Linked DNA regions of Homo sapiens: region 1 is linked to region 2. Evidence: chromatin loops called from intact Hi-C (ENCODE). Cell type or tissue: CD4-positive, alpha-beta T cell. All regions are shown on one strand.

Region 1 (5,000 bases), 1.2 Mb after region 2:
GGACTGGGTTCAAACTGAGTTTTCCAACACTGGGCGAGTTTCAGCAAAGTAGGGCTGGGATAATGGTGCGGCTCTTGTGATTAATCTACTCCAGGAAAGGTTGAATGAGAAGTTAATGTGGATCCCCCAGAAGCTGCAGAGGGTTAAGAGCTTTTATTTTAGCGAGAATTTAAGATGCGAGGCCTGTCAGGTGCACGTGCCATCAAAAACATGACCTAATCCTATTGATTTTCTTTTAATGTTCACAGACTGGGAGCCCCGGGAGGGAGGCAGACAGCACCAATGCATTGCGCAAAATGTCTAGTTTTCAAACCATGTAAACTTGGTCTGGGAAAAGAGTGGGCTCTGTGGAATGTTGCTCCTTCAGCAGCTGATGTGAAGATGCTTATGGTGACCACAAGCCAAGCCTCTGCAGGAGGTTATAGGAGCCCCAGCTCATATTAGGAATTCTAAATTCAGATAAAGCTGGATTATTAGATTGAACTCTATGAAATTGTTCAATATTCAACCATCTTTTACCTATAAAAATGGCTGTTTCATATGGTTTGACATGCTGTGTATGCTTGAGACTTGACTGTGACCTTCTTATCTCATGATGGCAAGAAAACCCCATGTGGAATTTAGGTGAAATCCTACTTGTCCTCCAAGGCCAGGTCTTGGGGGATTCATAGAGCATCCTAGGCTAACATGACTTTAGGCCCGTGAAGCCACTCATGGTTTCTCACAACCCAATCAAAACTAATCTCCCCAGGCCAGATGTGGCAGCTCACTCCTTTACTCTCAGCATTTTGGGAGGCCGAGGCAGGAGGATTGCTTGAGGCCAGGCTTTCAAGACCAGTCTGGGCAACATAGCGAGATCCTATCTTTCTATAAATAAATAAGAATTAGTCTTCCTCACCCTGGCGTATTGACGATAGTTAGCTAACACTATTTATGAAATAGATACCTTTAGTTATAGCTATTGCTGTTCCTGAATGCCCTTTAAAATGACAAATACTTTGAGGATGTGAGCCGTCATGGATATCTCTGTATCTCCCGGTGCCTTTTCACAGAGTAGGCATTCTTCATTGTTATTGCTTAACTACCTGAATCTTGATACTTTTACTCAGTAGCAAAACGGATCATGACCAGTTGGCTCTTTTCAGAATTTATAATGGGGCTATAGCTTTTCCTTCATAGACCTTTAAAAAATTGATTACAGTCCTTTAAATTGGAGTTAAAAGATTGTTATCTTTTTCTTCTCATGAACCATATAACATTTCTATGAGCACAAATGCGTTTTGTGAGTGTTGATGTGAATTCAGAGAATGCTTTAGATCAGCAGTCCCCAAACTTTTGGGCACCAGGGACCAGTTTTGTGGAAGACAATTTTTCCACAGAGAGGGACAGGAAATGGTATTGGGATGATTCAAGCACATTTCATTTATCATTATACTTTCTTTCTTTTTTTTTTTTTGAGACGGAGTCTCGCTTTGTCACCAGGCTGGAGTGCAGTAGCGTGATCTCGGCTCACTGCAACCTTCGTTTCCTGGGTTCAAGCGATTCTCCTGCCTCAGCCTCCCAAGTAGCTGGGACTACAGGCGCACGCCACCAAGCCCAGCTAATTTTTGTATTTTTAGTAGAGATGGGGTCTCACCATGTTGGCCAGGATGGTCTCGATCTCTTTACCTTGTGATCCACCTGCCTCGGCCTCCCAAAGTGCTGGGATTACAGGCATGAGCCACCGTGCCTGGTCTATCATTACATTTTCGTAAGGGGCCATGCAACCTAGATCCATCGTGTGCACGGTTCACAATAGGGTTCGCACTCCTGTGAGAATCTAATGCCATCACTGATCTGACAGGAGGCAGAGCTCAGCTTCCCTTGCTTGCCCACCCCTCATCTTCTTCTGTTTGGTCTAGTTCCTAACAGGCTACAGACTGGTACCTGTCATGGCCCGGGGGGTTGAGGATCCCTGCTTTAGATCACAGCTGATCAGTTTCCCCAGTCTCACACTGCACTTAACTACAGTTTCTCCTTCTGTGTCCCCAGTAGGGGTGGCAGAAAGGGTCACAATGGGGCACAGAGGATGTTACAGTTACCTGAACATGTGCGACTAGTCCACATGGGTGCACACTGTATATGACAGGAAGGCTTCAAGTTCAACCTGGGTTAAATGAAACATGCCATCATTCCATCTTTCTTTCCCGTGCCCTCTTCTGCCGACCTGCTCCCCTTCCTGGGTGTCTGGTTGCAGTGAGTGGCTCTGATGTTCTCCCAGATGACCAACCTCAAAGACCAGTACATCCCCTGCCCCACACTGTCCCCCACATCTGTCTGCTCTGTCTCTTTCCATTGTTACCACCACTGCCTAGGTTTCTAATTATCCACATTTCTTCTTTTTTTTTTTTTATTTAAGCAAGCATCTCACTCTGTTGCCTAGGATGAAGTGCAGTGGCACAATCACAGCTTACTGCAGCCTCAAAGCAATCCTCCCACCTCAGCCTCCCTAGTAGCTAGGACCACAGGCATGTGCCACCAGTTCAGCTATTTCTTTATTTTATTTTTTGTAGAGATGAGGTCTTGGTATGTTGCCCAGGATGGTCTCAAACTCCTGGGCTCAAGCAATCCTCCTGCCTCCACCTCCCAAAGCGCTGAGATTATAGGCATGAGACACAGAGCCCAGCCACTGTCCGCATTTCTTTCCTGGCTTCCTTACTGGGTTCTCTACTTTCACTCTTGCCTTCTTCCTCTCTTCCACCAGCATAAGTTTTAGAAACTGCACTTCTGATCATGCTGCTCTGCTGCTTAAAATCCTTCATGCAGATCATGTAAGACCTTCCTGATCCAGTGCTGCCTTGCCCTCTAGAACCCAGGGTGCCTTTCTCCCCTCTGCAGTTCTACTGCGCCACCTGCAGTTTCTCTCTCCTGTGTTCATGTGTCTACTCCCTCTGAATGGTAGGCTCACACCCTCCACCTGGCCAACTCTTACTAAATCTTGGGCTTCAACTCAAGGATCACCTTCATGGTTCACTCCACCAGGCTGGGCTGTGTGTCCTGCCCAGTTCCTATAGTGCCCTAACTCACTTTTTTAAAAAAATACTTTAAGTTCTGGGGTACATGTGCAGAACATGCAGGTTTGTTACATAGGTATACACTTGCCATGGTGGTTTGCTGAAGCCATCAATGTCATCTACATTAGGCATTTCTCCTAATGCTGTCCCTCCCCTAGCCTCCCACCCCCCAACAGGCCCCAGTGTGTGATGTTCCCCTTCCTGTGTCCATGTGTTCTCGTTGTTCAGCTTCCACTTATGAGTGAGAACATGCGGTGTTTGGTTTTCTGTTCCTGTGTTAGTTTGCTGAGAATGATGCTTTCCAGCTTCATCCATGTCCCTGCAAAGGACATGAACTCATTCTTTTTTATGGCTGTCCATTATTCCATGGTGTATGTGTGCCACATTTTATTTATCCAGTCTATGATTGATGGACATTTAGGTTGGTTCCAAGTCTTTGTTATTGTGAACAGTGCTGCAGTAAACATAAGTGTGCATGTATCTTTACAGTAGAATGATTTATAATCCTTTGGGTATATACCCAGTGATAGGATTTCTGGGTCAAATGGTATTTCTGGTTCTAGATCCTTAACTCACTTTTAACAGAGCTATGGGGGCTTTCAGCTCAGCAGTGGCTCTTCTTAGCAGGGGACTGAATGTGTTCCCTTTGCCAAAGCCTACTTTGCTTTGCTTATGTGATGCTACTTACAGGATTTCCAGATTGTTTTTGGTCTCTTCAACCATTTGCTTTCTTTGGACAGGACAATGCCCAGTGATGAAGATGAAGCTCTTGTTCTTGACATCTAATCCCACACCATGACTAATAAACATGGCATGCTGCAATGGGCATTAATTTATGGGTAACAGAAGCAGATCCAAGCCTTTTAGCTAATTAAATAAAAATGCACCATACAGCAACCATCCTGCCTGCTTGGGTGTAAAATAGAGAGGAGAAAGATGGCATGCTGGTCATTGAGAGATAATTACCTGCAATTTCAGAGCTGGAATCTAGTGACAACATAAGAAAAATAATAACCTCTCTGGCTGTTAGGATTCTCAGTTCTAGCTGCGAGCAAGGAGCAAAGGCACCCACAGACTTGCCAAACCTATGTCAGGAATGACGAATAGAAGGCAGAAATCCACATCCCCAGGTGGTAAAATTGTTATCCACCTTCGTCACCTCTTTCCTAATGGAGGAAGTGAGGACAGGCAGCCTTGGAGTCCTACTTGAATGAGGCCTGGACCTTATGCAGGGTAATAAAAACCAACACGTGGGGCCTGTGCTGTAAGGTGGCAGAGGGCGATGACTCACCCCACTCATGCAGGTTGAGTCATTTCAAGGCAGAGTTGTGCCAGTTCAGTACCCAGTAATATTTTCCAGTCGACGAGTATCAGTGAACAGGAGATAACCAGTCATTTCTAGATTCTGCTCAGAGTCCCAGCTTAGAGGCTCCACCAGCTCAAAGAGACGGGATGGCAAAACAGCCACCTTAATTTCCAGATCATCTGCCAGCTCATCTGCCAGCTGACACACAGCCCATGGCTCCACTATTGCCAGTGCTGTAGCTGCACCAGACCAATCTGGTTCAACTTTTATGTAACAAAGTTGTGATTTGTTTTTCAGTTGCCCGGGACTCCCAGGTTGAAGATCATGAGCATGCCCTGATGAGCCAAGGCATGCAACCACAGGGGAACCTAAGTGCTTGGACTGAGGAGTGGGGACTGAAATAAGAAGCGGACACTGCAGGGCAGGATCAGGATCCAATCAGATCGAGCCCTGGCATCACCTCATGGCAGGATCTAGTCAGATCGTGGCTTTTGACATCACTTCATTGTGAAATCCAATCAGATCACACCTTATTACCCTATCCTTATAAAACCGGACCTAGCCCCCAGCTCGAGGAGGCACTGCTTTGGGAGTTATCCCAGGTGTTCTTGTTACTAGTTGCAAGGAATAAAATCCTCTTG
Region 2 (5,000 bases):
TGCCCATTTTCTCAGGTAAGTAAAATATTAGTACTACTGTTTAATGGTTAAACAGATCACCACTATTTAGTTTTTACTCCATTTAAAAATTTTAATCACCCGTATTATTTTCAGTAATATCACTTACGTAGAGTACTTAAAAATTTGTAAAGTTCACTTTCTATCAGCCTACTAAAAAACCACTGAGCAGATTCTTTCTAATTAAAGAAAAGTCAAATGATTAACTACAAGTAACATGCTGTTTTTCTACAGCACTTAATCTATTTTCATTTGCACCTCGAAACAACTGGTATTAGCAAATATAAAACCGAAAGAGATGCAATGTATTGATAATTATATATGAACAACTAATATATATATAACTAACTATACAGACGGCATTATCTTAACAATCAATGAGTCATCAGTCTTCTCCAGCTTGATGAAGTACGAACAGAAATCTATCAACAAATATTGGCGCATAAATATACATACACACATTATATTACACTTCTGGGGTTTCTTTTTCCCCCACAGAGAAACACTTTTAGAACAGTGGAGCCGCATGCAACCAGGGGTCGCACATATGTGCGCAGACGGTCTGGCTCGTCAGGTGGCATGGGTGGGGGTCACGCTTTCACTGCCTGCTTTGGGCTCTCAAAACCCAGCTCTGAAACGTTTCCAAGGCAAAATAAAAATAGCCAAAATGCCTATTCAGACCAGAGGAGGTAGAGGAAGATGACCGATTCTGTAAAACACCCTCCTACAGATAAAGAAAAGGCGATATGGGCAAGTACACACACATCTAGGCCATCGTTCCCGACTTTTAAGTATGAAAGAGGCGTGGCTAGGGGCTAGATACTTATTTTTAACACTTCCATTGAAACACCCGGAGTCTCCCAAGGTCTAACCTCTAGAAGTCGGGTGGCAGAACCTGAATCAGAACCCGAGTGAGCCTTCCTTCCTCCACCACCTCCCTTTAGGAACGCATGCCTAAATAGTCGATAAAATCTACTTCTCAATGTCATGATTAACCCAAAAGCCAGCCACAACCAATCGTGTTATTAGAGTGCTAAAAGCCTCTATCCACAACAAACACTCCACTTGGGATGACATTAAAACTTTCGATAAAGGTGTACTTTCAACGTCGTGCTTTAGCCTTTGAAAATACATTTACAAAACTGCAGCTGCAGTCAAAAGGAAAACATCACACGCCTCGAAAGCTGAAGGGCGTGCCTTTTTCTCTAACGAAGACCGTGTGGCCATTTCTTCTCAAAGGGTCTGCAGTCACTTAAGATAGCAACGCGTAAAGGACAGCCGTTCTGAGAAGACAACCAGCTCCCCTGAGATGGGAGGCGGGCTGCACGCTGGTAAAGAGGATTTTTCAATTCAAGGACTTTGAGGAGATTCCGCCCAGATAAGCTGGAGGGGAGCGAATGCACGTCCATCCAGCAGGGGCAGGGCACCGGGAAAGACCGCAAAGAAGAAAGTGTCCGGTTTAAGGTCAACAGTCCTCGAGGGACGCCCCAGGTGGATTCCCCGGGTGGGCTCCCCGGGTGGGTGGAGGCCTGCAAGCCCCACCGCGATTAGGGAGTGGGCCCAGGGCGCGGGAGGGGCCGGGCCGGCCTTTTGCGCACACACACACACACACACACACACCCGCCTTTTGCAGACACACGCGCGCGCACACACCCGCCTTTTGCACATAGACACGCACACACCCGCCTTGTGCACACACGCGCGCACTCTCCCGCACTCACACACACACCCGCGCACCCTCACACTCTCCTCCCTGGGGGCGGGGCGGGCGGGCGCTGCCCTCACACAGGAAGTCAGGAAACCCAGGGGGCAGAGAAGCCACAACTTCGGGCCATTTAAACCCTCTCGCCCACGTCAGCCAATAGGCTGCGCCGGCCCCCTCCCCCTCGGCGCCTAACCCCCGCGCCCAGAGCCCCTCGCTGCGCGCCCGACCTCCCTTTGCGCGCACCTCCGCGGCGCCGCCGCCGCCGCCGCCGCGCCTCCCGCACACGCCTCCCCCCGACTCCACCGCCCTCGGCGGGCACAGCCCGGCCCCGGCGCGCCTTTGTGCAGCGCCTCGCCAACCTGCCCTCCGTCCGCCAGGACCCGCGCCCTGCACCTCACCGGGAGCCCGGCGGCCTCGCAGCAGGCGGCTCCCTTCTTAGTCCGCCCCGCGGCTGCGGGTCGACGACGCGAGCCCGAAGAGCGTTCACACGGCTACGGCCGCGGCCGGCCCGTCCCCGCAGGCTGGCCTCTGAGGGAGGGTAAGTTACAGGGCACGTCGGAGCGCGCCGGCGCGGGGGCGGGGCTCACGTGACGCGCGGGGGCGGGGCGGGAGGCTCACGTGATGGCCCGGGCGAGCTGGGCGGGCGCGGGTCTCCGGGACGGTCTGGGGTGGCTAGGGGGTGCGGCGCCCGGCGGGGATCCGAATAGGGGGCAGCCAGCGTACGGTGTGGGAACTCGGGCCGGCGCGGGAGCCTGCGGTCAAGGGGGCTCAGCACTTTGTAAACAAGGAGTGGGAAGCGTTAAAAAAACGCTCGTAGGGAAAACCAGGGAAGGGCGGACATAGCGCCAGGGTGGCAGGAATGGAGCCCGGGCAAAGACGGCCCTGCCGTGGGCCCTAGCGCTCCCTTCGTCGGCCCCTGGAGCTGCGGCCGGGCGTGGGTCAGTCGTTCACGGGCCCGGAAATTCCACTGGGACACCCGAAAAAGTGCTGCACGCCGCCTGAGGGAGACGGAAAGGGACCCGGGGCACTGAGTCCATTGCTGGGGTCGCCAGGGTACGTGGCAGGACCCGCTGTGCACACTCGGGACTGAGGAGACCCCTGGGACGCGGAGAGCCGCTCCAGGGCAGAACCAGTCCGTCAGCATTTAGCCTTCCACGGGCCTGAGGGTGCGAGCCCTGCGGGGGCCACAGGGTCATTGTCCAAAGTCATCCCCGTTTGCACTGTGGCAGCACCGAACCCGGAAGTAACAGCTTTGGCAGGTCTTTGATGGTGATCCAGTGGCAGGAGGAGCTCAGCTGGAATGGGAATCAGGAAAGAGACCTGGCTTCTGCCATTTATTGGCACTTCACCCTTCTGAACCTCAGCTTTCAAATGAGAGCTGGCTTCTAGGTCTAGAATACAGTGAGTGTGAGAAAAATAACTGAGAGGCGTTGGGACTTCAGTAACTACTCATTCCTTAACCAGTTGTTGATTGTGCCTGTTGTGCCAGGATGAAATATTTGTTAATAATAGAGACCAGAAAGGAGAGGGGGGAAAAAACAAGCATATGTATGATTCAAGCAATGAAGAGCTACTCTCCGGAGTTGGCTCTTTCCTGTGCTTCACTTCGTACTTGAAGATGCCACAATGCCTGGCTTCCTTATCAACCAGCTGAACTCCGAATTGTGCCTTACAGGATGCGAAGAATCCGGTAGGGCAGTGGCAAGACTTTAACAGCTGTGGTTTACAACCTTCTTATTAAATTAAGTCTAATGCGAGCTAAAGTGTTAAGATAGTCTCCATTTAGAAAGGAAAGAGGCTTACAATGAGAATTTTTGAAAAATAAGCCTGAGACTGTGCTGTCTCTATCGTTGCATTTGCTTTTCACAGTCCTTGGCACCCACTGCCTTTTTGTCTCCCTCGGTTTCTAACCCGTTCTGTTTTCTTGCATTTGTTCAGTATAAGGAGTATTTCCTGTATGCTTTGGCAACTATTTTCCATAGACTCTGCTTGTGTTCTCCTTATAAAACCAGAACAAGAGCAGTGCAAAAAAGAAAACGACCCTGATAGGAATGCGCTGATAACCTTACTTTCCCTACTCTCCAAACCTGAATTGGGCACCCTTGGTTTTAGCAAGAGATAGAACTCAACAGTTTGCATACACTTGCGGATCTGCCTGTAACCCCACTTCCTATTTCACAGCCTAATCTCGGATGATACCACAATGCCCACAGTATGCTGATCACCACCAACAGCAGATGGAGGCGGATAAAAAGAGCTTTCTCGCTAGTGTGTTGTTTTAAAAGAACCTGATGGAGAGCTATGATCATATGTAACACTGCCTCTAGTTAGTTTTTAAATAACACTTGTAGCATATGTCTGGCGCCTGTGCTCAGGATTTCAACAGATCATTTTCAGGATTTTGACATTTAACTGGCTTCTTATGAAGTAGCAGAGAGTTCCAAAATGTAGAACTGAAATATAAGCTCCACACACAGGCAGAGATTTGAGTCTGATTTGTTTGTGTGTATATCCCAAGTGCCTAAAAGCACTTGGCATACGGTAGATGCACAATAGATTCCTGTTAAATGTATTTTTAGGTGAAAATGTAGTCTGTACTTTGCATAAACTTGTCCTACTTTCTTCCTAGTTCTTTAATAAGTAACCTACTTTTCATTATATATTTTTAAATGAAAAAACAAAATTATATCTGGCATCACTACTTTGGCTGGGCTATAAAGAAACAGGAATTTGGCAGTATGTATTAAAATTACAAATGCATATATACTCGGAGCCTTGAATTTCATTTCCAGGGATTTATGCCACAGATGTTTCCACACATAAGAAATAACAAGGTGTTTCTTATTGTTGAGAATAGCAAAAGATTGGAAACAAGCTAAGTATCTATCAACAGGATACTAGTTAAATTATGATAGAGCCATATGTTTGAACATTGTGCAGCTGTTAATCAAAAAAACAGAAAGTTCTTTGTTTTAACATTAAGATCTCCAAGATTTTTTTGTTAAGTGAAAAACACAGAAATACGGTACAGAATATTGTATTAAATTGTATATGCATTAAACTAGGACAAAGTAACATGAGGTATGAGAACACAGTAGATGGAAAGCATAAGAAATAGACTTCATTGTATTCATATTTAAACTTTTTGATATTCAAAATTTCAGAATGTTTTATCTATTCAAATAGTGAAAATGTTTAAAATTTTTCTGGCATCTTTTTGTTGTTGTTGTTGTTATTAAAACATTCAGGCTTCTTCTGTTTTATAAAAGTTTACCTG

The links. Hi-C counts contacts between places; a loop is a spot of excess contacts. Peaks named below come from ENCODE experiments on the same cell type or tissue, not always from the same donor. Only the 100,000 strongest peaks of a DNase experiment are listed, where the experiment ranks them.
Region 1: a loop joins it to region 2, with 4 times the contacts of the local background. A loop is called at or near these places in 2 of 110 quality-filtered maps.

What each region holds. Positions count from the first base shown.
Region 1 is chr10:33,129,912-33,134,911 of GRCh38, forward strand. No RefSeq gene overlaps it. Among named protein-coding and RNA genes, the nearest start is that of IATPR, 16 kb to the left of the region's middle. RefSeq lists an enhancer at 3,856-5,000. In CD4-positive, alpha-beta T cell, CTCF peaks have their summits at 2,907 (motif pointing left) and 3,137; DNase peaks (open chromatin) are centred at 2,880 and 4,360; H3K27ac peaks cover 3,145 bases.
Region 2 is chr10:31,926,562-31,931,561 of GRCh38, forward strand. It overlaps ARHGAP12 (Rho GTPase activating protein 12), which reads right to left and starts at 2,270. Exons shown (of 20, transcript NM_018287.7): 1 at 2,122-2,270. It overlaps LOC107984219 (a long non-coding RNA gene), which reads left to right. Exons shown (of 3, transcript XR_001747415.2): 1 at 1-1,482; 2 at 2,101-2,261. RefSeq lists a silencer at 1,942-2,441. In CD4-positive, alpha-beta T cell, no CTCF peak of the experiment used is centred here; DNase peaks (open chromatin) are centred at 1,310, 1,750, 2,290, 3,920 and 2 weaker places; H3K4me3 peaks cover 3,776 bases; H3K27ac peaks cover 1,826 bases.